4 separate regions of the Mus musculus genome follow, and regions 1, 3 and 4 are each linked to region 2. The links are chromatin loops, found by intact Hi-C in ENCODE. Cell type or tissue: heart. All regions are shown on one strand. Region 1 holds the start of Atm (ataxia telangiectasia mutated). Region 2 holds the start of Acat1 (acetyl-Coenzyme A acetyltransferase 1). Region 3 holds the start of Ddx10 (DEAD box helicase 10). Region 4 holds the start of Cul5 (cullin 5).

Region 1 (8,000 bases), 74 kb after region 2:
CTCACGAATCTTTGCTCTGACTACAGACAGTCCCTTAGGAGACAAGACTTCAGTTTCATCTTCCACATAGTTGTCTCTGGGATGCTGTATAACGCCCTGTCTCCAGGATTAGCATGGCTTCCTGCTGTGCTGAGTTCCTTCATCCCATAAGCTAAGAAGCTTTGGCACCACCTGTGTAACCAAGTCCTTCATTAAATCCTATCACATTAAACATAGGACTTAGTTTCTGTTTTCTGAATGGACACCAACTCATACAGAAACTAACCTAGTTATGAAATTGAAAAAAAATCTGAACCCTTCAATCGTAAAAGTGCTCCTTTTATACATAGAACTTAACATTTTTGAAGTTCCTAAGAACTCTGAAACTTGAATCCAAAAATTCTTGTTTGAATAGAGAATACTGATTAAGAAAGTTTCAGTTTAGTAAGAAGAAAGAAAATTTAGAGGTAGACAGTAGTAACTAATACTACAGAACCATAAACTTAAAAATAGCTGTAATTATCAATTTTGTTATGTGTACCTCACCAAGAAAATCTCTTATCCACCAACAAAGTTACTTTAATAGGACAGTGGCTACTGAAAGAACTTTCTGATATCACATTTAACTTGAACCTTTAATACAAGGAACACAGGGGGAAAGGAATATACTATTTCAAAAAATGTAAGTACTTTAGTATACTGTAGCCTAGCGCAAATATTGAAAAGATGAGGCTGGGTAGAAACCAGCTCCACAGAGCACTTCCTATGACATATTAGTAAAAGCCAAACTGATGACCTAGAGGCAGCAAGCAATGTATCTTGGTCTCTACAAGAGTTTGAAAAATTCCATCGAGGCAATAAATAGCTGGCTGAGTAGAGAACACTTAGGTGAATAATTCAGTGCAGTAAGCTGAAGAGTTAGAGGAACGTGAACTAGTAAAGCTACTAAGTAACAGGCGGTTTTACTAGTAATCTCCTGGGTGACACAGGGCACTGGACAATGTGAGAGGGAGTTGAGAAAAATGTTTTGGTATTAAAGGGTAAAAAAAATAAAGAAAGAAAGAAGTGAATGTTAAGTAAAATTACTTTTCCTCTTATGCTTAAAAATCTGGCAGTGTTTGGAACAAGACAACAGAACAACCAACAACAAAGACCATATGCAATCAAGAAAGAGGGGCTAAAGATGGTAAGGGGGTACCACAGAAGGACCCTGAGCAAGCAATAAACCTGTAGATAGAAGTGTGTGTGTGTGTGTGTGTGTGTGTGTGTGTGTGTGTAAAGATAGTACTAAATCACAGAACTGAAAATAGTGGGAGGCTTTTTTTGTATTCCAAGTTCAAAAGAGGTTCAATTTTTAGATGCTTCAGCAATATTTGCAACCCGAGTATACATGAATTGCAAGTAGAGTATGAGGAAAGGCATCACAATTCCAAAACAGAATGGGAGGCATGCTGGAATTCATGGCACTGAAAGCAGAATCTGAACAACAAAGATGATTTTAAGGATGAAAAGCAACAACTTGAGTTTCTAGGCATCAAGAGAATAAGTTACCTTGTTAGTGGGGCAGAAACATAATTATTCCAATTAGAAAGGCCCTGTCATTTCCTTAAGGTTTTCTTAACAAGGCAGGACTTTCTCTTCAGGGGATATGCTGACAGTATATAAAGCCCCTCCCCACCCCCTTTCTTACATGAAGGAATGACATCCTACTTGTATCTAATGAAATCAGGGTTGCTATTAAGCATCCCATAAAATCTGAGGAAAGAAAACATGGAAAAATCCTCATAAAAATTATCCACTTTTCAATGTTCATACTACCAAACTCCAAAAGCCACTTTTGAGGCTATGATCATGGAATTTTATATGGATCACAAGACTGCTAAAAGTCGCAGTTCTTACCTAAACAATACGTATAGGTGGGGAGAAAAAAAATCATGTGAGTCTACTTTTAACCAATTTTGTATGAGCCTAATTTTAAAATTACAAGAAAGCTAAGTTTAAAAATCACAGGTATAAATTTAACTATCCAAGTCTGATGAAGATGAAAACATTCAAAACACTAGTTTTTGTATTTAAGTTTCTCAAAAAATGGACAGTAGAATCGTACAGAGCCTCTTAAATAAGTCCTGCCTAATGTGCAATTTTTATTTTTTGGACAGGGCTGGGCACAAAGCAAATGTTCGTAACGGCTGTGGAAACTATGGAATGAGTCCTCATACTTCGACCACTTTCTTTTAGAGATGTCCCAAATAACGTTTCAAAGTCACTGTCCAGTTTTGAGCCTAAGAGGCTCTTGTTCCCTACAGAACAATCCCTTTTATTCTTTCACAGGACAAACAACGAAAACAGTCTTTTCCAGAGACAGTATCTCCCGACCAACCAGTGGTCTATGAACAAACCCTTTTCGAAAATGGAGGAAAACGAGGGCTAGAACGTGTGCAACCAGAAGTCAGTCGTCGTACCTCCTAAATATTTGCTCAAGAACACGACACGCTGCCGTTCTGAAATATGCAATTGGCGTTTCAAGCCACTATGGTGGGCCAGGGGTGTGGGGCCCTCCCTGTGTCCCAAATTCCCAGTGCTAAGGTCGGGTTATGGGTAAGGGCGTCGGAAAGTCTTTCCACAAGGCTGGGCGGCCGGGGAAGCGGGGGTCCCCCCGCCTTTTCCTTTATCAGTCCCGGCTCTTGACAAGGGAAAGGGTAGGGGACACGCAGCCTCGTCCATCACGCAGGCGACACTCCTTCAGGTGTCCCAGCGGGCCTGGCTGTGCCTCGGAATCCAGGCCCCAGGTGTTCCCCGCCGAGCTTCTTTCTCCCTTCGGCTGCCCCCATCGCGCAGCAGGAGGAGAAGGGACATCCCTACACCGAGGAGCTTCGACTGTCCCAAGGCGCCGAGGGACCGAGCCTCTCCGCTAGTCTGAACTTGGACGGGAGCAGACCACTCCTCAGAGCTTCCCCACCCCGAGCAGCCCTCCCCCTCAGCCCCTGGTCTTTCCGTCCCCTCAGCCCGGGTCCGATCACCCGCCCTCCCAGGCCGCCGCTTACCCAATACCAGCCTGGCTACATCCGAGGGTAACAGCATGATCCGAGCTGCACAGGGAGCGGCCTGAAGGGACGAGACTCAACTCAAAGCAAACACGGCGACAGCCCCGGCGCCGCCGCATCTCCCGGTTCCACTGGAGGTGCTGAACCCGCGGCAATTTGTCCCGCCTCTTTCGTGCCACACTAACCAATCGCTTCCGCGGGAGACAGAAAGGCGCCGAAATGAAACCCGCCTCCGTTCTCCTCGGAACCGTCGTCATTTCCGTCTGCGGAGGGTTGTGGCCAGAGAGGACCTGGTGGCCGGCTGTGGGAGCGTCGGCCCCTGGGCGGAGTTGCGGGAGCGAGGGCAATCGCCATTGGTGCGCACTGCGCAGGCGCGTTTCCTCAGGCCGGGAGACTGTTTTGAGGGGAGCGAGTGTTTTGAGTTGGAGAGCGCGTGATGCCTACGCGCAAGCGCAGTCGTGCGGCGGCGCATGCCGACTTCTTCCTTTGGGGCACCCGTGCCTTACCAACTTGCTGCTTTATAGAGCCGGAAGCGGGAAGGCGTGCGTACAGAACCAGCTGCTAGATCCGTGCACGCGGGAAAAGGCGAAGCGACCTGGGTTTGCATTGGCAGGCAGAATGCAGCGGTAGGAGCGAGGGACGAACGCTCGGGGACTTCTGTGAGGGGAAAATTCTCTTCTGAGCCCATCTTTCCTCAGCTTCCGAATGGCTCTTACCCCTTCTCTGCAGAACGGCCGTCATCTTCTCCCTCTTTCTGCAGACCCTAGATGGAGTGAGCCTAAATCTTCCCTTCTGCACGTCCCTCTTTCCTATCTGTCATCTTAAGGGTTCTGGTCGATCTAGATTTTTTAAATCTCATACTTTAGTCTCAGAGCGTTTATTTATATTTAAGCTACAGGTTTGCACATGTTCGTAGTTAAGAGCACTGGCCCTTGGAAATCACAGTCTCGTATTCTCATTGTCAGTTGTATTGCCTGTGTTGTCTGTAGTAGGTAAGTGGCAGCCACTCTGAGCCTTTGAAAATGTTTAACCTGCGCTCCTTCCCCGGTCCCACCCCCGCCACCTGGCACAGATAAGTAGACAGCTACTTTTTCAAAGCGACAATGTGATAGGAAAAACTGTGTTAGCCGAGGAAGGACTGGTTCTGTGGAAACTGAGCCTGAAAGAATCGACTTTGCTGCTAGATCTTGCCGGGTGTAAATTCTTCTGCAAGATGGTAGCGAAGCTTTCAGACAGAAGGAAGTGCATGGAAAGGCACAAAGTGTAACGAGCTCTTGTTATTGAGTGATACAGATTTTGCAAGTTTCCAGTGTATTGAAGCCAGAGGAAGGGATGAGAGCAAGAAGAGGAGGAAAAAAACAGTCATCAAATAGATTTATAAAGCGATCGTAAGAGAAGACAGTAACAGGATGACAGTTATACTGAATATTTGCTGTGTGTGTGTGTGTGTGTGAGAGAGAGAGAGAGAGAGAGAGAAAGAGAGAGAGAGAGAGAGAGAAAGAGTGAGATAGTAAGAGAGAGAAAGAGAAAGTAGGTGTGTGGTGGGGGAGAGGGAAACAGAAACGGAAACGAACTCCTTAAAGTAGATACTGGTATCATTTTCTCATCTAGCATCCAGAAAACAGGTGCCAGTTTAACCAACATGTTGCAGGTTGGATAACTGTTAATTGAATGGACCTGGATCCGAACAATACAGCCTGACCATAGAACCCACCCTTTTGCAACCCAGGCTAGCCCCTAACTCACAATTGTGCTGCCTGAGCCTCCCCTAGGCCTGCAATACCTGACTGAGCCCCAGTGCTTTTTACCACTAGCCAAGACTAACATGCCACAGGTGGGGTTATTTCTGGGAAGGGGAGATGTAATTATTGTCAAAATGCATCAACTTGACTGAACCCTCAAAAGGAAGATTTGATTTGTCTGTTCAGGGGCTGTTGCTTAGGAAGCTTTTTTAGTTGAATGTTGGGAGCTGAACTATGTTACTTGTTTTAATGTCTCAGCATTTGTTCACTTGATAGCTCTCTTCATCTAGTTGGATAGCTTTGGTTCTGCCACCCACCACTATTTGGTTGGTTGGTTTGTTTGTTTTTGAGTCAGGGTTTCTCTGTTGCCCTGGCTGTCCTGGAACTCTTTCTGTAGACCAGGCTAGCCTTGAATTCAACAGATCTACCTGCCTCTCTCTCTTTCCTTCCCTCCCCCTCCTCCCTCCCTCCCCTACTCCCTCTCCCTCCCTCCCTTCCTCTCCCTCTCCTCTCCCTCACTGCCCCCCCCTTTCTGCCTCTTTCTGCCATTCAGTTCATTCAGATCTTGCATTTACTTAATTCATAACAATTTAATCTAAATGATAAACTGTTGTAATTTGGGGGGGGGTATGAGCTTCTTTAGCTCAGTGTGGCATTGATCTCACTGAGGGTGACCTTAAACTTCTATCCTCCTTTCTTTACCTTCCCACTGGTATTGGGATTACACTAATGTGCTGTGGCACTCTCTGTTCTCTTCTTTTGTTTTCTACTGTATTTTGATTTCCTTTGAGGCATAAGTTGCAACTTGGAACTATGGATTAATACTTGTATCATCACCATTGTCACCAGATGTCTCCAAGAGGGTAGGCTGTGTATCAGTATGGTTCAGTTATTTTCTAGCTGTCCATAGCATGCCTAACCTGATACACTGTACATGTGAAACAAATATTGTTTGCTGTTATCAATGAATGTTTTCCTTTTTTTTTTTTTTTGTTTTTTGAGACAGGGTTTCTCTGTGAAGCCCTGGCTGCCTTGGAACTCACTTTGTAGACCAAGCTGGCCTCGAACTCAGAAATCCGCCTGCCTCTGCCTCCCAAGTGCTGGGATTAAAGGCGTGTGCCACCACGCCCAGCGAATGTTTTCCTTTTATAGAGATAATACTGAACTGTTTCATTTTATTCAAAATAATAGATTACCATGCTAGGCAAAGCACACATTTGAGAATTAGAGCCTAATTTTGATATACTTTAAGAAAATGTCCTATAGAAATGTTAAGAAAAATTATTGTGCCTTTGATCACAGTGTGCCTCTGCATGTATAGTTAGGTTTAAATGTGTAGTTAATGTCTAAAATAGTTACGTACAGGTCTAAAGTACAGCTTACTGGCACATCACATGTTTAGTATGCTTAAAGCACCAAGCCAGTCCTTAGCAAAAAAAAAAAAAAAAAATCAATGAAATTTGTATATTTCTTTTTACAGGTGAGGATGCATGTTCTGAAATCTTAAACCATGAGTCTAGCACTCAATGATCTGCTCATTTGCTGCCGGCAGTTAGAGCATGACAGAGCTACAGAAAGAAGGGTAATATAGTATTTGAAGTTGTTTTTCTTGAAGCAAATGTGTGATAGGTAACATAGTATGTTATTATTATTATTATGTTTTTTTATTTTCAGAAAGAAGTGGATAAATTTAAGCGCCTGATTCAGGATCCTGAAACAGTTCAACATTTAGATAGGCATTCTGATTCCAAACAAGGAAAATATCTGAATTGGGATGCTGTTTTCAGGTATCCTCTTTGAACTTGTGTTTCTTTTTCTGTTTTGTGATGCCATTTTACTCTTTAATTTTGTTTGCTGTATATCATTATGTGTTACATAGGAAGTTGACCCTTAGTGGTTATCTGAAAGTTTTAAAAACATACATAACACTGGAAGGTTTATGTCATTTCTTTGATAGAATATTTTAGATGTATATCCTGTAACAACAAGAAAGATGCATCAGGGTGCTGGCGAGATGGCTCGGAGGGTAAGAGCACTGACTGCTCTTCCTAAGGTCCTGGCTCACAACTACCTGTAATGAGATCTGACACCCTCTTCTGGCATGTCTGAAGACAGCTACAGTGTACTTATGTATAAAATAAATAAATCTATGGGCCGGAGCTAGCAGGGATGAGCTAGTGGGGCCGACCAGAGTGAGCAGAGGTTCTAAAAATTCAATTCCCAACAACCTCATGAAGGCTCACAACCATCTGTTCAGTTATAGTGTACCCATATACATAAAGTAAATAAATAATAACTAAATTGTTTTAAGAAAACAAGAGGCATCATAGGATTCCTGTCATACTGCTTTCTTGAGGCTGAGGCAGGAGGCCAGGCCAGTCTGGCTTTCATAGTGAGTTCTTGTCCTATCTGGTCTATATAGGGAAACTCTGTCTCAAATAGAGCAAAAACAACATGAGGATTCTGTTCATTTTTACTATAAGAATCTGTTTCAAATTTGTTTTAAACATAAGTTACAGTAGCTGGGCGATGGTAGCACTCTGGAGATGAGGTGGGCAAATCTCTGAATTCTAGGCCTGCCTGAGCCATAAAAGTTCCAGGACAGCCAGGGCTAACAGATCTTGTCTCAAATCAACAAAAAAGTAAGTTATAATATAAGTTTATCATTTTATTATTGCTGATTATAAGTATCTGGCATTAGCTTGGTATAATCATTCCACCCTGGATCATGACATCATTTTGCGCCCTATAAACACATGCAATTATAAATCGTCAGTTTACAATAAAACTTTTAAAAATTAAAAAGAGAAAAATACTAGCCAGGCGGTGGTGGTGCACACCTTTAATCCCAGCACTTCGGAGGCAGAGGCAGAGGCAGAGGCAGAGGCAGAGGCAGAGGCAGAGGCAGGCGGATTTCCAGCCTGGTCTACAAAGTGAGTTCCAGGGCAGCCAGGGCTACACAGAGAAACCCTGTCTTTAAAAAAAAAAAAAAAAGTTTAAAAATTTACTTTTTTGTGGCAGACTTGATACGTGTCTATATTGAAACTAAATTTTCAACCATAAGTTCATTTATAATTAAAAACAGATATTGTAAGACTTGTTGGGGAAAGAAAAAGGGCTTTATAAAAAATATTATTTATTTATGTGCTTCTGTAGACATTGGATATCCTTAAACTAGAGTTATATAGAGGTTGTAAGCTCTCCTCCATGGATGCTGGGTAGTGAACCCTGGTCC
Region 2 (8,000 bases):
TGGGAATCATGAGCTCAGAGTCCTCCTTAGCTATATAAAGAGTTGGAAACCAGCTTATACTACAAGATGATGAAAACAAAGCTAAAGGGCTGGCAGGGTGGCTCAGTGGGTAAAGGCATTTGATGTGAAGCTTGGTGACCGGTCTTCAGTCCTCACGGCCTGTGTAAAAGTGGGGAAGAGAATCCACCCTACACAGTTATCATCTGACTCCACAAATGCTCTGCAGCACGTGTGTTACAAAGGCTAACCATAATATAAACTTAGTTGGTTTTGGAAAATGGAATTTATGGGTAGAAGACCTGTCTATTTGTACATAAAGTCACTACTAAAGACTATAAAGGTAACACCTCTCGCCAAACAACAGAATCCTGGTAAGATCTAGTGTGCTAGACTAAGATGTTAATCTATTTGTTTTTGTGAGAAATAGATTTCTACATAGTCCTGGCTGTTCTAGAGCCCACTATGTGCACTCTGCCTCCTGAGGGCTGGGATAAAATTTGTGTGCTGCAACACCTGGCTTAAGGTTTGATTTTTGTTTTTGTTTTTTCACAAAATTTTGAGGGGCTTGTGACCGAACAGTTAAGAACATTTGCTGCCTTTTCATAGGTTTGAGTCTCAGCATCCACCTGGTGGCTCACAACTTTATGTAACTCCAGTTTCAAGGGTCCCTTTTCTTCCTCTGTGCCCACCAGGCATACATTTGGAGGATAGATATGCATGCAGGCAAAAACACTCATACATAACTTTTTTTTTTTTAAATCACAGGGCTCTCAAATAATGGTGAGCTTCAAGGTCTTAGAAAAATAGCAATATCAGAACCACAAAAATCAGGGCAGAAATTAAATGGAGAAGCTTGACACGCTTAGACTCCCAGTATGGCGGAGCCTGAGGCAGTAATAATATCACTGCAAGGTCAAAGCTAGCCTGGACTACAGTGAGTTCCAGGCCAATTAGGGCCTTGAGACAAAACCTTGTCTCAGAAAAAAGCCAACCCCCCCCCCCCAAATCTAATGGCTGTAAACAAAGAACCAATGCAATAGCTTTTTGGGGGAAAAAAAAAAAAAAAAAACAAGAATGACAACCTCCAGCTGAATTAGCCAAAATACAAAAATACAAATTAATAAAATTAGAGCAGAAAAAAATTACAATGAACATTAGCGTCTCGACCACTTTGAATCCTTATATTCCATCAAATTTGAAAATCTAGAAAAAATAAATTTATAGGCAATTATAGCCTGCTAAAACTAAAAAGAACACACATAACAATGAGATTGAAGTAGTAAGTAAGATGATTTTTGTGTCTGATAGCTGTGGCTGTCCTGGAACTCTGATCAACCTGCCTTTGCCCCCCAAATGCTGTGATTAAAGGTGTTCACCACCATGCCCAGCACAGATGGCTCAGTGGGTGAAGGACCTTGCTACCAATCCTGTCACCTGAGTTTGATCCCAGGGCCCTATGTTATGAAGAGAGAGCGTCTACTCCAGCGAGTGTTCTGACCTCCACATTCACGCTGTGGGACATTCATCCCTCCTTTGCCAATTACATTCCAAAACAAACAGACAAGCCAAAACTACCCCAACAAAACAAAAACCATGTTGAAGATGTGTAGGCTTCTTATAGAAGCCCATCCCAAAGCTTTGCCAATCACCCAAGACATTTTGATATAGTGAGTATCTTAATGAGGAAGGCACACCCCCACCATGCAAGGAAACGGTAGGCTTCATAGTGAAGAGATAGCTTAGTATACTTGCCTAGATTATATGAAGACCTGGGATCAATACCCACCTCTGTTGCCAGCAATCTAAAGGTGGACATTGGAGGAGTAGAACTTCAAGGTCATCTTTGACTACCTAGTGGGATTGAGTGCATCCTAGGCTACATGAGACTCTAACTTGAAAAACAAAACAAAAGTGGGGCTTATGGTTCAGCAGTTAAAAATACTATCAGCTCTTAGAAAGGACCTGGGTTCAGCTCTCAGAACACAACAGACAGTTCCCAACTACCTACAACTTCAGTTTTAGGAGTTTTGACGCCCTCTACTGTCCTCTTCAGGCGCCTGTATGCACTTGGTGCAGATACACAAAGGTGCATATACACATACACACACTTTACCCCAAAAGGGTCTGGGAAGATGATTCAGTGTGCAAAGTGTTTGCATCACAAGAAAGCGTTTAGAGCATCATCCATGTAAAGAGCTAGGCGTGGTGGCCCTTGATTGTAGCCCCAGTTCCATGGATGGGTGGATAGGGTTGAAGGAGTAGAGATGGTGGCTTATTAGCCAGCCATTCTAGTGCAAGGAGAGATAGACCCTGTCTCACAAAACAAACAAAAACAAAACAAAACAAAAAACACCAAACAAAAAGCAGCAGAGAGTCTCAGAGGGAGTTATCTGAGGTTTACCCTTGGCCTACACAGGAGTGCACACAATTACATGAAACAAGTCGACTTGAAGTAAATTGTTCAATTTGTATGTTGTGCCTTTTGTTTTACATCAAGGAAAATTAATGTCACAAGCAGAAAGATCTGCTATCCCCAACTGAAGATTCAAAGTCAGCAAATGGCCTGGCATAGTGCTTTTAATACCAGCACTAGGGAGGCAAAGACAGAAAGATCTCTGTGAGCTCAAGACCATCCTGGTCTACATAGTGAATTCCAGGATAGCCAGAGCTACACCGTGGGACCCTATCTAAAAACTAACCAAACAAAACCTAAGCAAAACAATCCTCCAACTAGCCTTAGCAATGGGTTACACAAATGTGAGAATTATCATGTAATATCAGTTAATGCACTGTTTCTGTTTTGTTTTAATTATTTGGAGACAGGGTCTCCGTCTGTAGTTTTAGTTGTTCAGGGACTCGCTATGTGGACCAGGCTGGCGTCGAACTCATAGAGATCCACCTGCCTCTTTCCTGAGTGTGTCCCATCACACCCAGCCTGCGGGGAGTTTCTTTGAAAGTTGATGTAATCTTATTATTACTCAGTGAAGTTTAGATAGTAATATGTATTTTACTTAGCATCCTACAGAAAAACAACTTCAACATTCTTTTAACGTAAGAAATTGGTTTATTTGTATTATAAATGAATATAATGGGAATTGCTGGAAACATTTACCAACATCCTTTGTCTGGGTAATACAGTCACCTGATCAGGCACGGCAAAGTGAATGGAAAGTCTCGGACTGCACGAAAACTACAGGCATCTGGAGGCAGAAACAACTGGCATCAACAATCAACAGTTTAGCGTGCACCACCTAGGTGTCAAGCCACGTGGTCATTAGTCCTTTTTTTTTTTTTTTTTTTTTTTTTTTTTTGGTCCAGGAGAGCCTCAGCTCAGTCCTCGGGCCAAGCGCCAGGCCCCGCCCTCTGGCTACGGGCCAATCGCCGCCAAGCGCAGCGATCTTGGACTGCTATTGGAGGAGAGGGTCGGGGCGGTGCCCGCCACGACGTCGCAAGCTCTGCGGTGGGGAAGTGGAGGCCGCGGCGCGTCTCTCTGCCCTTGACAGCCTTTCGCGTCTCCATGGCTGCCCTGGTGGCTCTGCACGGCGTCGTCCGCAGGCCTCTGCTTCGCGGGCTGCTGCAGGTGAGCAGGGTCGATTCCGGGGGTGGGCCGGGATCGGGGAGCCCACCAGCCGCCCGCGAGGTCCGTCCTCGTGGGCCACAGCGCTCAGCACCAGCGCCTTGGGGATCGAGTGCCTGCGCCGTCGTGTGTCAGTCCACCTGTCAGTCTGTGCTACTGTCACGCTCCGCATCAGCTGTGCAGCAAAGCTTGGGCCTGACCAGGCGCGATCCCAGACTGCAGAGAGCTGAGTCTCTCTGTAGGCCCAGGAGTTTCTAAGACGTTTTTGTGACCTTGTGATTTCCTTTTCCTTGTTTTTTTGTTTGATTGGTTTGAGTTTTGGGGTTTGGTTTGTATTTTGTTCCACTGGTTTTTCTGTGGAACCCTTGCTGCCCTGGAACGCTCTCTCTCTCTCTCTCTCTCTCTCTCTCTCTCTCTCTCTCTCTCAAGATCAGGCTGGCTTCGAGCTCATTGGTCTTCCTCCACCTGCAGAGTGCTGGGATTAAAGGCATGAACCACCACCTGGCTAATCATTGGTTTAATTAATTGTCTTAATCAGAGCTCAGGCACTATATGGCAATCAGAAGATTGTCTTAAAACTAACAAGATGGCTACTGAGACAGTACAAGAAATAATTTTTATTTGAAGTGAGTGCCTCGCTTCTGATGGTTGTGTTCGGCGAACACTTTGTACTTTCCAAAGGTGACATTCTAGACTTTGTCGGTCAGTCTTTAAGAGTCTGGAGTTAGGTTTGCGTGGTTTTGTTTCTGAGAAAATCAGGGTTCGCCGAAACGGGTAGTTCTGGCAATAGGAGCTGAAAGAGAGCATTGCTCTGCAAGAGATTGTGAAAGAATAATTGAGGGCCCGAGGCTTGGAGCTGGAAGCTGAGGGCAAACAAACTATAAAATGAATCTTACTTGAGTTGCTGCTCGGGCAAGAGGAGCTTGAGATCAAGGATTTCAACCCACGTGGGCAATTTGGAGATACCCAGTCTCCGAAAGATAAAAAAACAATAAGTACTGGGTGACTGCAGTAATAGGAAAGCCAGAGGGATAGTCTATTTTCTCATCTGGAGATGGGCAGAACCTCACTCGTAAAATAAGTGTTCCCGGGGCTGGAGAGATGGCTCTGTGGTTAAGAGCACTGACTGTTCTTCCAAAGGTCCTGAGTTCAATTCCCAGCAACCACATGGTGCCTCACAACCATCTGTAAAAAAAGGAATCTGATGCCTTCTTCTGGTGTGTCTGAAGACAGCTACAGTGTACTCATATGCATAAAAAAAAAAAAGTGTTCCCAAGAAAGACTCGTGTGCCTTTTTCCTTCTGACCCTTCCTTCTCCTCCCCTCCCTTTTCTTGCCTCTCTCCCCGCCCCAGCCCCACTCTCCTTCCTCCCCCTCCCCACCATTACTATTACTCTCTTTCTAGTGGTTTTGCTAACTAGGTCATCTGACTTTGAACTCCTCACTCCCCTACCTCAGCCTCTGGATTATCTGGAATTGAAAGAGTAGCCATCATGCCCAGAGGAGTTCTGGATGAGTAAGTAAGTTTCGCGAGGATGGCTGGAGAGAGGTCCATGAAATTAGGTTAACTGGGATTCTGGATAATGTGCCTGGACGAATTAATTAGATAAGCCAGGTAGTCAAGGTGTGTAAACAGAAGTGTGCAGAGCCGGCTTAGTCTACACTGGAGGCTTTATAACCAAGTGCAAACTATCTTCTGCATGATAAAAGTGAGTCTGAACTGGTGTAATGGAGTCCATCTAAATGTAATTCTGCATTGAAGAAGCTGAGGCAGGAGGATTGTGATTTGAGGCTACCCTGGGCTGTATAGTGAAAGATGGTCTCAAAACAGGGCAACCAAAATAAAATTGATGTATAGAAATTGATATAGAACTTGGGTCTGGAGGAGGGATTTCTGTACAGTATCAAATGTAATTTAATGATCAATGAATCCCCTACGCTCTTAGTCCTAGATTTGGGGCCTTCTCTATCTTCTTCTTCTCTGGGTCCCAATGACCTAAATTTGTCTCTTCCCAGCATTTATTTTTATACTGTCTAGTTGCCTGTGTTCTGGGCTCTTTTTACCACTTGTAGGTTATGTAGCATATGCCATGTGCCCATCTCCCCTTTATGTTGGGTATTCCTCTACTCTAGAATGGTCTCCAGAATGCATGTTCTTTTTGCCTCTTCATCATGAGTTCTGGAATTAACAGTCGGGTGCTTGGGACTGAATCCAAGTTCTCCAGCCCAGTTCACCTTTTTGAACTCTAGAAAAGATTTTTTTTTTCTTTTTTGTGGCTTTTCCGAGACAGGGTTTCTCTGTATATCCCTGGCTGTCCTGGAACTCACTTTGTAGACCATGCTGGCCTCGAACTCAGAAATCTGCCTGCCTCTGCCTCCCGAGTGTAGAAATGAATTATTGCATGTCACTTGAATTAAATTAAACAGTAATTTATATAACCATAGAAATCTTTCAAAGAAGAATTTTTTTTTAAATTTTCTTCCTTGAACCTCAAATCATTTTTTTTTTAAAGATTTATTTATTTATTACATGTAAGTACACTGTAGCTGTCTTCAGACACTCCAGAAGAGGGCGTCAGATCTCGTTACGGATGGTTGTGAGCCACCATGTGGTTGCTGGGATTTGAACTTCGGACCTTTGGAAAAGCAGTCGGGTGCTCTTACCCACTGAGCCATCTCACCAGCCCCTCAAAGAAGAATTTTTAATAATCTGTGCCATATTGTAGAATGGGAATTGACCTTTCACCCATTGTGTGGGCTCTTTAACCTTTGCTTTCAAGTACACACAAGCCTCTCTGTGGTCAACAAATCTTTATGGGACTTTATCCTGTTATCTGTCTGTCTGTCTGTCTTTTTTTTTTCAGACTGTGTTTCTCTTTGTAGCCTTGACCTGGAATTCACACTGTAGACCAGGCTGGCCTCAAACTTTAATATTGACCTCCCTCTGAGTGCTGGAACTAAAGGCGTACACCCCCAACACCCAGCTGTCTGTGTTTTTCACACAAGTCTTGTGTAGCCCATGCTGGCTTTGGATTCCTGACCCTTTGCCTCCACATCCCATGTACTGAGATGCTCTGAATGCCTGGCATGCTGGGCAGGGTTTTACAGTTGTTTTAACATACAGGATTGACCTGTGATTCTTTTTCTTGTGTCTCCGGTTATACCTATACCTATAAAGGAGACAGACTTGACCAGTGAAGTAACTGATGTCTGCCCAATGAGAGATGCAGTGTTTGGGAGGAGCAGTGCCTCAGGTTCCTGAGGTCTGTTATATTTTTTTTTTTGGGGGGGGTGGTTCAAGACAGGGTTTCTCTGTGTAGCCCTGGCTCTCCTGGAACTCACTTTGTAGACCAGGCTAGCCTCGAACTCAGAAATCCGCCTACCTCTGCCTCCCAAGTGCTGGGATTAAAGGCGTGCGCCAATAAAGGTAGAGATTAGAGGCCCTAGAGGACTTGACAGCCCTCCCCCTTCCCTGGCTTCGTGACTTCAGATGCTGGGTCTGCAGGGCTTTAAGATGCCTGTTGGTGAAAGGAGACCAGCAGTAGCCGTGGGCACTCCTGACTTTAAGGTATTCCAGGACCTGTGTCTACCCCCCTGGACCTCCTAAAAGTAGCCATACTCACCATTGCCAGCCCCCACCCCCCACCTTCTATTCTTGCCTGCTACATTCAGCTCTTTATGCTGTGGCGAGAGCTTTCTTAGGAAAGTAGCTGGGGATTGCATGGGCAGAATCCAGATCTTCCCATGTCTGCAGCCTCAGGTCATGGGCTTGCCTACTTCTGCTTGTCACTTTTTCCCCCCAGCATACTGGCTGGTTTTGTGTCAACCTGACACAAGCTGAAGTCATCAAAGAGAAAGGAGCCTTGGGTGAGAAAATTCCTTCATGAGATATTTTCTCAATTACCAATTGATGGAGAGGGTCCAGCCCCTTATGGGTGGTGCCATCCTTGGGCTGGTGGTCCTGGGTTCTATAAGAAAGCAGGCTGGGAAGCCTGGGGGAGCAAGCCAGTAAGCAGCACCCCTCCATGGCCTGTGCATCAGCTCTTGCCTCCAGGTTCCTACCCTGTGTGAGTTTCTGTCCTGACTTCCTTGGGTGATGAACAGCAGTGCAGAAGTGTAAGCCCAGTAAACTGTTTCTTCCTCAACTTACTTTTTGGTCATGATGTTTCATTGCAGCAACAGAAACCCTAAGACACCCAGAAGTGACATCAGAGCCTCAGCAAGCATTCCCCTACTGAGCTCTACTCTCAGCCCTCCCTGCCTTGTCCTCTCTTGTTACAATAGGCTGGCCATTCCCTGTGCCTCAGACGCCTAGTTCTCCCTAAGGCTGACTCTGCTTTTCAGCCCCATGGCCAGCCCAGAGAGGCTTTTTTGACCATGTAAGATAGATAGGCTGCAGCTACTCCGGGCTTCTTGTTTGCTGC
Region 3 (8,000 bases), 360 kb after region 2:
AACAAAGTCCAAACAAACAACATGTAATGCCTTCTTCTCCATAGGGGACACACTGTACATCCTTAGGAACGTCCAAAGCCATGGGTAATTCCAAACTGTGTAGACATCACCAGGTACGTGGGCCACAAGTCTGCCTTCAGAGTTTCCTTGTATTAAAAAAAAATCAAGAGATAGAAATTGATAAAGTGAAATAGATTTCTTTGCAGTTTGGTTCAACCAAGGAGACACAGGCTTCTAGCTTCTCTCTCTTTTCCTATGACAGTGTTATAATTTTACAGAACAAAAATGAAATAAGGAGAAAATTTGTGTTCTTGTCCTCTGTCTGTGAGGTAAGCTGTCAGGGCTCAGCTGCTTGAGATTGGTCCTCCTTTGGCCTCTCTCTCAGCACGTGAGAGCCACCAAGTTTTATGATCCATGCTACACTACTTCATATATAGCATGCTTACCCTATACACTCAGACCTCTGATTCAGTGTAACACATAGATTAGACACAGTAATTACTAATCAAACAGAACAGTTATAACAATGTACTGAAATAAAGTTCCATGGTTCTACTATATGGGAGAATCAAGACAAATATTAATTATTTTTGGACTGCAGTTGACTGTTGGTTAAAAAAAATCACAGAAAACAAAATGATGGGTGGAGGGGGCCCTTGTATTTATGTGAACATAGATGTTATTCTGCAGATTTTTTTTGAGGGGTGGACTAAGATTCTTAAACCTGATACCTTAGTTTTTCCTATATGTTTTTTCAAGTGTTTTCTTGTTTTGCTTTTTGAGACAAGGTCTTGAATAGCTTTAGCTGATCTTGCCCTTGGCATGTATCCAAGGATAATCTTAAAGTCCCAACGGCCCCTACCTATATCGTCTGAGTTCTGGGATTACAGGTGTGCACTGTGATGTCTAATGTTTATTAGACATCTTGTGATGTCTAATGTTATTCAATGTTGGGGACTGGACTCAGGATCTTGTGTATGATAAGCAAGCACTCTGAATTGCATCTCCAGCCAGTTTTTTTTTTTTAATATTTTAAATAAGGAATCAGAGACTGGTAAAGGAAAAACCAGGCAGAAGAAGATCCAGGATCTGTTTACCTTCCCTGGAACAATGTTATAGAAAAACAAACAAACAAACAAACAGTCAGGAAATATGCAGCTGTCTATTTAACTGTGAGGTAAGTGTCAGAACTCTGAAATCTTTTAAAAAGAGATTTATTTATTTATTTATTTATTTATAAGTGCATGTGACCTACTGATTCTATTTAGTATTGCTCATCTGTGCATGTGTTTGGGGCCGACCACTTGGGATTGGATGACCTATTCAGGGGCTTGTTCCTAAAGAAAACTGATTCTCCTCTCTTTCTCAGCAGCTATTCATTTCCTGTAGCTCTGCCTCTAGTGGCAGGGACTTGTGGAATTTCCCCATCTATGGTGGCATGTCTACTGGTGTTGTCATTATGCAGGGGTTTTTCAACCAACAACATTATTGAGATTTCATAGATCCAATTTCCCTTCCATGTCTAGAAATCATGATCCTGAAGTCCATGTCCTGATCTGGTGGCTTGTACAGTCTTTCTTCTTCCTTGTTTACTTCTTGTTTTTGTTTGTTTGTTTTTTGTTTTTCTGCAATACTGTTCCAGGAAAGGTAAATAAAAATTAGGATTTTCTCCTCCATGGTTTTTCTTTTACAGTTTCTGATTGCTTATTCAAAATATAGGGAAATTGACTGGAGATGCAGCTCAGCCTATAGGGTGCTTGTCCAGCATACCCAAGATCCTGGGTCTAGTCCCCAACACTGAAGAGAGGGTAGAATCCATCTCTTGCCTTAGTCATTGTTGATGCCCTTATCTAACTTGTCTTGTAATTTTCCCCGAGCTTTATATGTGAAGTTGCATTGTAGATGTATCAACAGGGGAAAGCCCTCCCCCTTTAAAAGCAAACAAATAAACAGGCAAAAAGCTGGATAATGGCAGTTCACCCTTGGATGTCTTCTGTTGGGCAGCTCTGGCTTACCATCTTTACTCTGTTCTCAGGACCTCTGCCTCCTTATCAGGATTTAATGAACTGTTCTACTTTTGAACTCACTTGTCCACTGTTTCTGTCTGACTGGGTTTCATTGGTAGGATCTGTGGGATAAGAACTCGATGTTGGTCTCTGATTTTGAGAGCTCCAACATTTGTTGATTTTTCTGGCACCTTTGCATCAATACCAAGTCCTCCTGAGTTTATTGGCTAGACAGTTATAGCCCTCAAAGAGAATATCCCAGTCACACTACAGGGGAGGGGTTCCTGAGGAGCTGAGAGATACATTTTTTTTTTTCATCAGTGGTGGAGCTGCCTAACATTGCTCATACTTTAAAAAGAAATCTCAATGGTCTGGATAATTATACTCATTGGTTCTCTAAGGGGTAGAATCCATTCCTTGCTTTAGTCATTGTTGGTGCCCTATTTCACTTGCCCTTGGAAAAGTTCACAAGACACATGGTGTTTGTGTGTGTGTGTGTGTGTGTGCATGTGTGAGTGCATTTAAAAAGTATAGTGATAGCAGGGTTTGGTGGCACACACCTTTAATCCCAGCACTTGGGAGGCACTTGGGAGGCAGAGGGATTTCTTAGTTCGAGGCCAGCCTGGTCTACAAAGTGAGTTCCAGGACAGCTATACAGAGAAACCCTGTCTCGAAAAACAAAACAAAACAAAACAAAAAAAGTGTAGTGATGGAAAATATGAAAAAAAATCTTGGTTTAACTTATAGCTATAGTCATAGTCGTGGAAATAAACATTTACTTAACTTAAAAATCATTATAGCTGGGCAGTGGTGGCACACGCCTTTAATCCCAGCACTTGGGAGGCAGAGGTAGGTGGATTTCTGAGTTCGAGGCCAGCCTGGTCTACAGAGTGAGTTCCAGAACAGCCAGTGCTACACAGAGAAACCCTGTCTTGAAAAAAAAAATCACTATAAAATATACAATGTGAATATTCAGTTAAGGCCACCCAGTTGTTAAAACTGAGAGTAAATGTGATGGTTTGAATAAGAATGATTTCCATAGGCTCATATATTTGGAGTCACAGTTTCAAAACTTTGGAGTTTCAAAAGTCCATGCCAGGCACAGTGTCGCTGTTCATGCGTGCGTACGTGCGTGTGCGTGCGCACGCAGGTGTGTGTGTGTGTGTCTGTGTGTCTGTGTCCTGCCTATGGATCAGGATGCAGCTCTTAGGTACTGCTCCAGTGCCCACCTGGATGCTGGCATGCCTTCCCTGTCATGATGATAATGGACTAAACCTGTGAAACTGTAAGCCAGCCCAGTTAAATGATGCTTCTTTCTATAAAAGTTGCCTTGGTCATGGTGTCTCTTCACAGTAATAGTTCAGTGACTAACACAGTAATCATCTCAGGGTTTGGTTTTTGTTTTGTTTTGTTTTGTTTGTTTTTGACACTTTGTAAGATAAATGGTGATTGATGTTTAGGATGCTCTCCAGAGGCATCTTTACGATGTCTATGTGTAAGTGTATTTTTCTGTATTATGTAACTTTTTGTTAATTGAAAAGTTTGCTTTAAAGCATTTTGAGTCAACACGGTGGCATTTAACTGAAATTAGAGTATTCAGGAGGCAGGTGAATTCTTATAAATTTGAGGCCAGTCTGATCTACAAAGTAACTACGACCTACATACTCTATAACGTATAGCAGTGTACTCGCGAATGTTGGGCACACTTGAATCCAGAGTAAATGAAAAGCAGTACTTTACGCTGAGTATGACTTCACCATACTAGCAATAAGCAGTGTACTTGCGCTGTTTCCGGAAGCCCCAAGCACTCTCGGAAGCAGTGGAGCACGCCCAGTTCCTCCGTGCACGCTTTCCCCTGGCGTCTTAAGATCGCCCCGCCCAGCGGAAGCCAAATCACCAATCATCGTCCGCGCATTGCCTGTCGTCATTAATGTGTGCCCACTCTCCCCAGCTTGGGGGCGGGTTCCCGGACTTGCGCGTGCGCCCCTGCGCCTTCTCCACACGCTGGTTTCGCGTCTTCCGTGCTGTGCCTTGAGGAGCGAGGAGGCTCCCGTGTAGCGGCGTCGTGGGTCCTGGCAGCCCCCGCCATGGGCAAAACGGTTGCTTCTCTGGGTCAGGGAACCCGACCCGACCCGGTGCGGAGCTTTAATCGCTGGAAGAAAAAACACAGCCACAGGCAGCACCAAAAGAAGGAGCGGAGGAAGCAGCTAAAGAAGCCGGAATGGCAGGTCGAGCGCGAGGGGATCAGCCGCCTCATGCAAAACTACGAGAAGGTGAGGTGGGCTCGGGGCACGTTCGGCGGGGCTCTGGGGAGCGAGGGTGGGTGCAGCCCGGAGGTGTTGCCGCTGTGGTGGACTTAGGGTCAGGGTGGTGTGGGAAAGGGGCGGACCCGGCCAACGGGGCCTCACTAGTGGTCTGTTGGGTGTCGCTACCCAGGTCTGACTCTTCTACTTTCCGCAGTGCTGGGAAAAGTGATAGAAATGCGGTGACACTCCGGGTAGGGACATGTGGTGCAGCAGTGGTGACAGAACAGAGAGGCAATAGTGACCGCTGTGGAAAGAACCTAGCGGATGGAGTGAGAGCCTTCAGTAGAGTGCTAGCCCAACACGCAGGAAGTCCTGGGTTCAATCCCCAGCTCCACATAAACCGGGCACATATTGAGCACTAAGGAGGTGGAGGCAGGGGGATCAGAGGTGCAAAGTCATCCAAGGCTTTATAGCAAGTTCGAGGTCAGTCAGTGATACGTGAAACTTGGTCTCAAAAATGAAATAAATAAGCTAAAATCTGGAGTGATGTAAGAAAACGCTGTTGTTCGTGGGAAATGTTTAAAATAATAGAAATATCTTTAAGTACTCTCCATGTTTTATATTCTTTGCCCCTATCTTGAGGTGTGGATGGATCCTAGTAGTCCATTTAACGGATAAGAACTGTAGAGTTTGGAGAGGATAAGAAACTGGCCCTAATTTCCCACATCTAGTAGTGTGGAATTGGAACCTAGACCTGTGTCTGTTTCCACAGCTCTCGATCTTTAAGTTGGGAATTGGCTCTGTCCCTTAGCATCATCTTTTGTTCTTTGTCTCATTGTCTTCATGGTTTTCACCAAGAATCAGTGGAAAGACAATGGAATGTGTTTGCCTCTTCCTGACATCAGCATCTTGTAGCCAGTGTTCCTAGATGAGTAGTCTCATAGTTAACACTTAGACAAGCTGGCGTGTTTTCCTGCCCTAGGTGTCTGCCCCTTAGGAATGTTACTTCTATCCATCCTCTTAAAACCCATATTTTCCAGCATTCATCTACCTTTCTCACCTTTCCAGTGAATGCCACCTTTCTAGTTTGGGATTTAATAGGTAGAATCATCCTGGAATTAAAAGTCATTACTTGCTATCTTGTAGCTTAAACAGCAACAGCAACAGCGACAACTAGATAAACTGTTCAGAGTTGGCAACATTTAAGAATTAGTTGGGGTTTTGACTTCAGATAATTTGATTCGGATTTGGCTCACCAGCTATATGACTTTGGTTACTTTTCTTACACTATTCACACCCTCCCCCCTTATTTTAAAAGGCTTAGTAGTAGTACCTGCCTCATAAGTTGTGAGGAATTAAGATAAAGTGTGGAAAACATTATTCACAATGCCTGTCATATAGAAAAAAGACAAATTAAAAAAGAGGCTATTATTAACAAATTGCTTTTGGATTTTGTTTTGAACTGTGACTAGAATTGCTTGGAGAATGTAGCCTTAGCCTGTGCTTGGTTTACTTCCGTGGAGCTGTGACTCCTTGTTTTGTTCTACCCAGAACTTTTCTGAGTTCATATCCTTATTTCTGCCTATGCTGAATGTCTTAGTTAGGGTTTTACTGCTGTGAATGAACACCATGACCAAGGCAACTCTTATAAGGACAACATTTAATTGGGCCTGGCTTACAGGTTCAGAGGTTCAGTCCATTATCATCAAAATGGGAACATGCAGCATCCAGGCAGGCATGGTGCAGGCAAGCTGAGAGTTCTACATCTTCATCTGTAGGCTGCTGGCTGAATACTGGCTTCCAGGCAGCTAGAATGAGGGTCTGAAAGCCCATACTCACAGTGACACACCTACTCCAATAGGGCCACTCCTTTTAATAGTGCTACTCCCTGTGCCAAGCTTATACAAAGCATCACATTCTACTCCCTGGCCTCCATCGGCTTGTTAAAACGTATGAGTCTATGAGTACTTGGTCGTAGCATAATAAAGAAGTACATTTGGTCCCATTTCCAAAGTCCCCATAGTTTATAGCAGTGTCAACAATTTAGTCCAAGTTCAAGGTCTATTCTGAGATTCATCCAATCACTTAACTCTAATCCCCAAAGAAAGACAGGAAACCAGCTGGGCAAACTCCAAACTCTGCATCTCATGTCTGATGTTAAAGTGGTCTTTAGATCTCAACTCATTTTCATTTATATTGATTGCAGTAAAGTTCTTTCTCCTGGGCTGGTTCCACTCTCTGTTAGCAACTTTCCTCTGCAGATATCCCACGGCTCTGGCATTTTTAACATCTTTGGGTCTCCAAGGCAACTTCAACATCACAGCTTCTTGTTTCAGTGTCTGGGATCTATACATGATGTTCTGGACTCCTCCAAAGGGCTTGGGTTACATCTCCAGCTCATAGCATTCTAGGCTCTGGTTGACTCCATTCCATTGCTGCTTCTGTTCATGGTGACCATCCCATGGTACTGGCATCTCCAATACACAGGGGTCTTCTGCTGCAACTAGACTTCACCAATAGCCTTTCATAGGCTTTTTCCATGGTGCCAAGTCTCAACTTTGCATGACCCCTTCAGTCCTCAGCTGTCAATTTCAGCTGAGGCTGCACCTTCACCAGTCGCTTTCCATGGCCTCTCACAGTGCCAACCTTCAGTTGCTCTCCATGATCCTTTTATACTTTCAAAATTGATACCCCTGGGTGATTCTTACACATTACCAAGTACAGCTGTAGCATGAGGGACAACTTTGACTATCTCTGAGAACATAGCTTCTTTGTGTTCTCAGAAAACATTTCCCAGATTTCACTTCAGTGATGCTGGTCTCTTCTTAATCACTGTTAATTTCTTAGGTCCAGCTAACTAACATTAGTTATCCCATTAGTCTCCTTCTCATCTTGACTATAAAGCCAGAGCCAAATGAGTGAAGCTGCTGAATTCTGTTTCCTGGGGCTTCAACATGGCTCCCTTGTTCTATTATAGTATCACCAACTTTCTGTTTTCAATGAATTTATTCTCTGCCTAATCTTGGTTATGCTAGAATTTGCTCTGTAGACTGACTTTGAATTCAGAGATCTGCATGCCTATTTCTTAAGTGCTGGGTTAAAGATGTCCACTACTTACGCATTTAAGTTTTTCTCTACTTGGAACTTGTTCTGTACCAGGATGGTCTTGAACTCAGAGATCTGCTTGCCTTTGCCTTCTGGGATTAAAGGTTTGTATTACCATGCCTAGACCTGAATTTAGCAGGGTGCAATCTTGTCCCAAGGTTACCATTCCCTTAATTCATTTTAATATCCCTGAATACAAGATTCAGTTCCATTTCACTTCCTGGTGCCCCTTTAATACTCAAATGATATATTTTATATTTTTGTTTTCTAAGCTTGGTATGCTTGTTCAAAATGCTCTTAATGAGATCTAACCAGAGAACAAAGTCTCTGCTGGGCTTTTTTGAGTCTTCCTTTGTCAATGCAATTACTATAAATCTTCTTTACCTTAACCTCATGTAGGCTTTTCAGATAAGGGCAAAAATCAGCCACATTCTTCACCAAAATACCACAAAAACAGTCTCTAGGACACATACTGAAAATCTTCTTCACTGAAATCTCTTGGGCCAGGTCAGGTCTGTACAGTTCAAATCACTCTCAGCAACAAAGTCTTCATATTCCTACAGGATAGCCCATTAAGCCTGAATTAAATCATTCCACTGCTGTCCAGATCCAAAGTTCCCAAATCCACATTCTTCCAAATAAA
Region 4 (8,000 bases), 57 kb before region 2:
AACTGATGCCTGCTGAAAGCTGAGGCTACCTGGTTTATAGATGGGAGCAATTTTCTCCATGAAGGTCAGAGACAAGCAGGTACTGCTGTGGTGGATGGCACAAAAGTCATCTGGGCAGAACCTCTACCTCCACCCATTCCCCTGCACCTCTATCCCATGGCACATGGACACAGAAAGTGGAGCTAATTGCCCTCACCAAGGCCTTGGAACTTGGAGCCAGCAAGAAAATTAACATCCATGTGGATAGCAGATATGCCTTTGCTACAGCCCACGTCCACAGAACTCTCCCTGTAGACCAGGTTCTCCTCGAACCTTGCCTCTGTCTCCCAAGTGCTGGGATTAAAAGTGTGTGCTACCACTGCCCAGTCCTTAATAAGGATCTTAATGTTACACTGAGAAATGATATGCATTCCTTGGTGCACAGTGGCATGACTGTTGGGAATGTAAACAACTAATTTTAGGATTGAGCTTCTAGTCTGTTCCACAAAGAAAATTTACACACAGTGCTGTAACAAAGGACAAAATGCCAGTGGCTGGGAAGGTCTTAGGCCTCAGTGGAGAAGCAACTGCTACTGCACTGTTAAATGAGTATGATGTGCCTAGTAAATTGCCTTTTTTTTTTTTGGTTTGTTTTCAAGACAGGGTTTCTCTCTATAGCCCTGGCTGTCCTGGAACTCACTTTGTAGACCAGGCTGGCCTCCAACTCAGAAATCCGCCTGCCTCCGCCTCCCAAGTGCTGGGATTAAAGGCGTGCGCCACCACGCCCAGCTGTAAATTGCCTTTTAAACATTTGTGATTATACACATAATTACTGCAGCTGTCAGCCTAGTTTGTCGTGGAGGGATTTCCTTTCCTGCAGTGTACTGCAGAGACTCGTTAACCACTTAGCTAACCTCCTGAGAATTAACTGTGGCTGTGGCAGAGTGGCCCGGTGTTCAGCTTCCCATGGAAAAAAATAACTGGGTACCTACAATTACCACCCGTGCCTCCCAATAAGCTCAGAAAGCATCATAGAAGTAAGGATGGAAAGAATATAAGCCAAAGGGAGGGGTGGCAGGTTGTGTGGCTACTCCTTGATTGAAACATTTCTTCCTAAAAGGAGGATGGAGGCTAATGAGACTCAAGATGCCGAGGTTAAAGTTCAAAGCTTAGAAACTGTATTGGCTGGTGTTCTCCGTTTGTAAAGAAAGTCTGCCCCCAGCTGGCTCTGATTGGTAATAAAGACTTGCCTTACAATGGCTGGGCCAATGGAGAGAGGGCAGGACCTGGAGAATTGCAAGGGCTAGATAACCAGACTAGAGGAAGAGAGGAAGGACTGGATATAAGAACAGCAAGAGAGCAAGGCCAAACAGCTTTGCCTTGTTCGTACAAGAAGTTGGGTAAGTGGCCACTGGCTACCCGGGAAGCATGGGAAGGTTTAGGAGTCTCAGGAGTACCAGACGGGAGTGTTTACTAGCAGGGGAAAGTTTAGGAGTGCCCAATCTTTGAGCTAGTCATGGCATGTCAAAATTAACATACTTACATGTGTGTTGTGTGTATGTGTATCTCTCTGTGTATATGTATGTGAGTACAGAGTCCCTCGGAGGCCGGAAGCATTAGATCCCCCACAGAACTGGATCTTTCCAGACAGCCGGTATATTTTTTTACCCGAGTCATCTCTCTGGACTATTCTCCCTTCTATTTTTGCATCCTTGGCTTTTTTTTTCTTCTTCACTGTTCTTTTCACAATGTTTAATTAATACTTAAGGTTTCTGCCATGAGTGATAAATTCCAGCATTCAGTAATTAATCTATTAAAATGTATGGAATCAGCTGAGGTGGTGGCAAACTCTAATCCCAGCACTCAGGAGACAGAGGCAGGCAGATCTCCGAGTTCAAGGCCATCCTGTTTAAAGAGCGAGTTCCAGGAGAGTCAGAGCTACACAGAGAAATCTTTCTGTTGTGAAAAACAACAGAACAAAACCAAAAATGAATAGAATCATGTCTTGTTTGTTTGTTTGTTTTGTGTTTTTTGAGGCAGGGTTTCTCTGTGTAGCCCTGGCTGGCCTTGAACTCAGAAATCCACCTGCCTCTGCCTCCCAAGTGCTGGGATTAAAGGCGAGCGGCACCACACCCGGTTTTGTCATTTTTATTTTTTTAATGGACTATGATACCCTTTTTATTTTATTTTATTTTTAATGTATGTGAGTATACTGGGCCATCTCTCTAGCCTTTACATTTAATTTTTGCCATAGCACTATGCTATAGATGTTTTAATACTAATTTCACAAACAAGATAACTAAGGCCCATTGTGAAGTAGCAGATTTTTTTTTTAAGATTTATTTATTTTATGCATATGGGTACGCTGTAGCCGTCTTCAGACACACCAGAAGAGGGCATTGGATCCCATTACAGATGGTTGTGAGCCACCATGTGGTTGCTGGGAATTGAACTGAGGACCTATGGAAGAGCAGTCAGTGCTCTTAACCACTGAGCTATCTCTTCAGTCCTAAAGTAGCAAATCTTAACTCACTTTAAGTGCTATATTGTTTAGATAGGGGTCTCACTTTATAGCTCTAATTGGCCTGGAACTTAAGAGTGTGCTAGGATTAAAGGCATGCTCCACCACACCCAGCACGAAGCAGATATAAAGAACTCTTGGCCTTTTCCGAGGGAGGCGTATACCTATAATCCCACCAGTCACTCTGGAGGCAGAGGCAGGCAGAACTCTAGAGTTCTAGGTCAACTTGGTCTACATACAGAATTCCTGGCCATCCAAGAATACATAGAAAGTCTTCTTTAAACATAGCTACCTGGAATGCTTGGGGCAAAAGGAGTTTTCAGGCATAATATATGAAATAAAATCCTTCAGAGTGGAGCCTGAAAGTCTGCTTTTCTAAGTAGCACCCCAGGTTATATTAATATAAAGAATGCACTAGCAACGTTTGAGAAACTTTTGTTTTCTTGGGTTTTTTGACCTAGCTGTTCTGAAACTTGCTCTGTAGACCAGGCTGTCCCCAATCTTACGGAGATCCTCTTGCCTCTGCTTTGAGTACTGAGACTAAAATTGTTGGACAGTGAGAGATGAGTTTCAAAGAAACAAATTTGATACCAGGTGGTGGTTTCCCACACCTTTAATCCCAACACTTGGGAGGCAGAGGCACCTACCTCCACTCTCCGAGTTCAAGACCAGCCTGGTCTACAGATGGCGTTTCAGTACAGCCAGGGCTACATAGAGAAACTGTCAAAAACCAATCCAACCAACCAACCAAGCAACTAAAACCCCCAAAGGGTAGTATTAGGAACTTGCATAATGCATTAAATAACAGCTAACCTGAGAGATCCCTGTATAAATTACATTCTCTTCCCTTGATCAGAGATTCGTGATCAGAAGCGATGCAATTTGGAGAAAATACTATAGGGTGCTCTAGGATATGTCTTAAGGAACCCAAGATTAACAATCACTTCTTGAACAAGCAGGGTTTTTTTTTTTGTTTATAGGAATAACAGTACGTTTGTGCATCATTTATTAATTGACTGGGCGCCTTCTCTCAGTCAGCATTTCCTGAGGACAGCAGTAAGAAGCCTTCCAGGCTAATCTAATCCTGAGCTCTGAATAGCCATTCCGATCTGGGGCGAGCGCGTGAGGGCTGCGCCGGCTCCAGCCAGCAGAGGGCGCGCTCGCACCCTCCGCGCGGGCCTCGGGACCCAGTGGCTTGCTGTCGCCTGGGTTGCTCCCGAGCACGCCCCCGCCCGCCGCGTCACGTGACGCCGCCACGGACCCTGAGGTGCGGGCCCTAAGCCGAGATAAAGTCGTTGCCGGCGGCCCAAGCGGGTGCAAGCCCAGCGGCAGAAGCGAAGGCGAGCTGGGGAGGCCCGAGGAAGTGGCTACTACCTCTTCCCGGTCTGGTCGGCTCCCGGTCCCTTCCCACCATTCGCCGCTCGCGTCTCCTCAAGCGTTTGCATGCGCTCTCTCGCGTGGGCAGGCCGGGGTGACCATGTAGCTGGAAAGCCCGAGGAAGCACGGCTGCCCGGGACGAGCTCGGCGCTGACGGCACGCCGCTCCGGCGTCCCCCGCATCCCCCGCCGCGGCCTGCGGGGTCCTGCTGGGAACCCCGGCCTCTCGAGGAGGCCTGGCCCCGAGCGCCGCCAAGTCTCGCCCCGTCTCGCGAGAGTCCAAGTTGAGAACATGGCGACGTCTAATCTGTTAAAGGTAAGTCCCCCCGGCTGCAGCCGGGCTTTTGCCCGGCCATCGATGCGCTCGGCTCCCGGGGAAGGACCGGGCTCCGTGGGAGCGGCAAGATGTGTATGAGGAGAGCGGTTCGGGGTTGTCCACCGGAATGAGCCGGGGTGGCTGTTGCCCGAGCACCCCGACGCCGGGCCCTGGCCTCGGGGGTCCAGAGGACCTGGTGGGTTCCTCCCGCCGGCTCACCGACTCGCAGCGATGCTTTCAAGGGACCAACCCCGGCTGGGAGCGAGAGCAGTGTCGCTGGGCCGCACCAACCCATCATTGTGACTCTTGGGGCCCGTCCCTTCTGAATGGAGTGTCAAAGACATAATAGGGGAAAAAAATCCCAGCAAAATGCTGCCTAGCAGGTTTCAATGGCTGGTCCCCCCATGCTCCCCCAACCCCATTCCTTAATTTCTGTTCGCACTCTGCAGGAACTGTGAGTTAGACAGCAGTGCCTGCCTGCCACTTCACCTCTTTCCTCCCTTCTCTGAATGTCACACCTTCCCACCAGTTCTCTCACGCCTGGCCGTCTATTTCCACCTTTTCTCTGTCCCTTGAGGAACTGTCTCCCAATCCTGACCTCCCTTATAGGACATCGATGGCACCCGATCAAGTGCTGCTGTCCATCCTTTTAGGGTGTAGAAAAGTTTTCATTTAAAGAAAGCATTGAAAAGTTGTAAATGCCAGGAGAGTCCCAGGGCGAGCAGGTTATGTAGAATCATCTCTAAAAAAATGAGGATTGAGGAAGACAATTGAGGCGAGTTTGTGTTTTTTAGTAAGAATTCTGACCTGAACTTACTAACTGAAATATGGGACTAGTGATTACCTGAGGGGACATAAACACTATGTTCGCAGGCTGTGTGAATTAATAATAATAATAATAGATAATAATAGATAATGCTCCCTCCCCCCTAAAAAAGGGTCTCATTGGACCCGTCTTGCCAGAACTTGCTGTGTAACCTAGCTGGCCTTGAAGTCACAGAAATCCATTGTCTACACTGAGGCTGAGGGGAATGAAAAGGCCTACCTGACCCAGCTAGGAGTAAAGATAACTAGGATGATTTTTAAAGCTCTGCATTCCAATATGGTAGCACATACCTTTAGTCCCAACGCTCTTTTTTTTTTTTTTTTAAGATTTATTTAAGTATATGAGTACACTGTAGCTGTACAGATGGTTGTGAGCCACCATGTGGTTGCTGGGATTTGATCTCAGGACCTAGGAAGAGCAGTTAGTGCTCTTAACCACTGAGCCATCTCACCAGCCCTAGTCCCAACATTTTTGAAGCTGAGGCAGGCTGATCTCTGAATCCAGGCCAGTCAGGGCTGTCATTAGAGCCTGACTCAAAGCAAGAGAGAAAAAGAAGTACTGTAACTTCATGACAATATACTGGAAAGACCAGTAACCAACTGAGTGAAGTCAGATGCCAGAAATAGGAATTTTCAAAAAGATCTTTGTAGCTTTACCTGATCTTGGTACTCACTGTGTAGACCAGGCTGCTCTTGAACTTAAGAGAGGATTCTGGGTGTTCCCCACAAGGCCTGGCTGATAGTCTGATTTTCTATAGCTAGTACTGTTGTAATATGAAGGACATAATAAACAGACATTTGATTCTGTTATCTCTACATTGTCAAACATTTACCTATTTTAGTTGTTGGAACTTTTGGGGAGAGGGATTCCAAATACTCATATTTTGAAAAGTACTAATCATAAAATGGGGAGACTGAAGTTTGTCTTTGGAATATGTGAGGACCAGCCAGGGTCTGTCTATGATTTAATATATGGGATTATTAAATTCAGGGCTGTTACTACCTTGAGTAGCTATAGAGCTTACTGGGGAGTGGCCAAATTAGCATATTTTTTGTTGGACTAGTATATTGGCTTATTTGAGAAATGCCTTGGACTTATGCAAGTAGATTTTACCAAAGAGAGAATTAGCATGTCCATCGGTCAGACAAGAGTAGTGTGAGTCAGTCCCAGATCTACCAGCTGTACCTGACACATGCTGAATAATGAGCCCGAGCCCCTTCAGGGGGAAAATCTCAGCTTGCTTGTGACTTCCAGAAAGGTGGTTTTTTTGTTTTGTCTCATTTGTTTGGGGTTAGGTTGTTTTGTTTTTATAGTTGACAGAATTCAGAGAAATAACTACTAGTACATTTGAGAAAATAAGATTAGAAACTTTATGAAATTTCTAAGAATCTGATGCAATAAGATCTGCTTTTATATTGGCATTTTATTTTATTTGGGATCATGTTTTCTGGTTAGATCAAGTGAACTGTCAATTGGATTTTGGCAATTTTTTGAGTATGTAGTGCATATTTGACAATACAGTTTGCAACTGGTTGAATCTTCTGACTCCGTTTCATGTGGGACCTATCCCTGTTTTCCTTACACAGTCTAGCTGTAGAACATTTCATCACAGCCCCGTTTCATCTCCTACTTTGGATTACTTGATACTTAATTCTGCCTGTTCTTTTTCTTTTGTAGTTGTCATCTGAGCCCAGAGTGCTCATTCTCTTCAGTTTCAGTTGGTTCTTCTACTCCAAACAGCAATTGTTCAAATGTTTTCACTCCTCTTAGTTCCTAACACTAACCAGCAGTGTTCATTTATTTCCCTTGGCCACTACCATGGGTCTTTCTGATTTCCCCATATTACCACAGCTCTTTTTCAGGTTGCCCTCCACCTGTTTTGTTGAGCCTGCAGTGTCCTTCTGGACTTGGTGGCATGTCTCCCTCCTGCTGCTCTTTTCTTTTCCCCTATGTAACTATAAGAAGGCTTGTATCTCTTGTGTCTCTTGTATAAGCCTGTAAGACTTTGCCCGTGGGCCCTTTGTAGCCCTCTTTTCCCTTAATTGGCCCATTCAGTTACCTTGAAGCTGTCGGATGTAAGAGCCTGAACAGTAGGGATATCCTGATTGCCAAACCAGATTCTTGTTGATAAGCTTCATCCTCTTGTCTGGTATTACTTCTCATTCTCTGCTGTTTCTCTCTTTTTTGTGTGATTTTTTTTTCTCCTTATTTTTACTGTCTTCCACAATCACTTGTTTTTCACTAACATACAAATTATTTCTCTGGATTCAATCTTGAGCTCTTTCTGTCTTTGTATTTTGTTGTTGTTCTGGTGCAGTTACAACACCTCTTTCATAATTTTATCTCTTAGTGCTAATCTGATCTCTAGGCCAAATTAGGTTTCTGACCCTATCACTTTCTTGCTTAGCTATGGTCCATCCTGCCAATCATTTGAAACCATCTCAGTTGGATCTTTCAACAAGAAACTGAAAAAGAACTGAAATGGGATGCCCAGCTTTCTCTCAGTGAAAACTTTCATCATTTGGACAGAATATAAAAGTACAAACAAGCAAGTCTAAATGTCTAGTATTTATTCATTCTTATAGTATTTTATTAGATACCAACGTGCAATGGTACCCTAAGGAATTGAAAGACAGACATAATAATGCCCATGGTCTATGGAAATCTGTCATTCAAGAAGATTGAACTGATGGTTTTCTCTTAATGCAGGAGAAGTTTCAGAAATGTTACTGTGCCTTACATATTGAAATATTTTTGATGGGATGATTAAAGAAAACTAGGAAGAGAGCATTGGAGGAAATTTTGAAGAATGGATACTGTGTGTTTGCATATGTATATGTTTGAATGTGGAAGGCAGAGTCAACCCGGGAGCTGTCCACCTTGTTTTTTGACCGGCTCTCTCTCTCACTTGCTTAGAATTTTCCAGTTACCCTAGATTGGCTGGGAGGGAGTCCTGGGGATACACATGCCACTCTTTCACTA

The links. A loop is a pair of places that touch in the nucleus more often than their neighbours do. Peaks named below come from ENCODE experiments on the same cell type or tissue, not always from the same donor. Only the 100,000 strongest peaks of a DNase experiment are listed, where the experiment ranks them.
Region 1: it touches region 2 in a loop (2.2-fold over the local background); 3 of 42 quality-filtered maps call a loop at or near these places.
Region 3: a loop joins it to region 2, with 5 times the contacts of the local background. A loop is called at or near these places in 2 of 42 quality-filtered maps.
Region 4: it touches region 2 in a loop (3.0-fold over the local background); 7 of 42 quality-filtered maps call a loop at or near these places.

Annotation. Positions count from the first base shown.
Region 1 is chr9:53,532,212-53,540,211 of GRCm38, reverse strand. It overlaps Atm (ataxia telangiectasia mutated), which reads left to right and starts at 3,541. Exons shown (of 63, transcript NM_007499.3): 1 at 3,541-3,649; 2 at 6,246-6,347; 3 at 6,440-6,552. The coding sequence starts at 6,276. It overlaps Npat (nuclear protein in the AT region), which reads right to left and starts at 3,165. Exons shown (of 18, transcript NM_001081152.1): 1 at 3,024-3,165. The coding sequence starts at 3,060. In heart, a CTCF peak has its summit at 3,317; a DNase peak (open chromatin) is centred at 3,341; H3K4me3 peaks cover 3,350 bases; H3K27ac peaks cover 2,567 bases.
Region 2 is chr9:53,605,793-53,613,792 of GRCm38, reverse strand. It overlaps Acat1 (acetyl-Coenzyme A acetyltransferase 1), which reads left to right and starts at 3,443. Exons shown (of 12, transcript NM_144784.3): 1 at 3,443-3,580. The coding sequence starts at 3,518. In heart, no CTCF peak of the experiment used is centred here; a DNase peak (open chromatin) is centred at 3,372; H3K4me3 peaks cover 1,558 bases; H3K27ac peaks cover 712 bases.
Region 3 is chr9:53,244,097-53,252,096 of GRCm38, reverse strand. Ddx10 (DEAD box helicase 10) reads left to right here and starts at 3,985. Exons shown (of 18, transcript NM_029936.2): 1 at 3,985-4,279. The coding sequence starts at 4,094. In heart, no CTCF peak of the experiment used is centred here; a DNase peak (open chromatin) is centred at 3,906; H3K4me3 peaks cover 1,903 bases; H3K27ac peaks cover 1,131 bases.
Region 4 is chr9:53,663,230-53,671,229 of GRCm38, reverse strand. Cul5 (cullin 5) reads left to right here and starts at 3,723. Exons shown (of 19, transcript NM_027807.4): 1 at 3,723-4,192. The coding sequence starts at 4,169. It overlaps Gm16124 (predicted gene 16124), which reads right to left and starts at 4,137. Exons shown (of 2, transcript NR_166653.1): 1 at 3,875-4,137. In heart, a CTCF peak has its summit at 1,224 (motif pointing left); DNase peaks (open chromatin) are centred at 3,729 and 4,139; H3K4me3 peaks cover 1,837 bases; H3K27ac peaks cover 1,402 bases.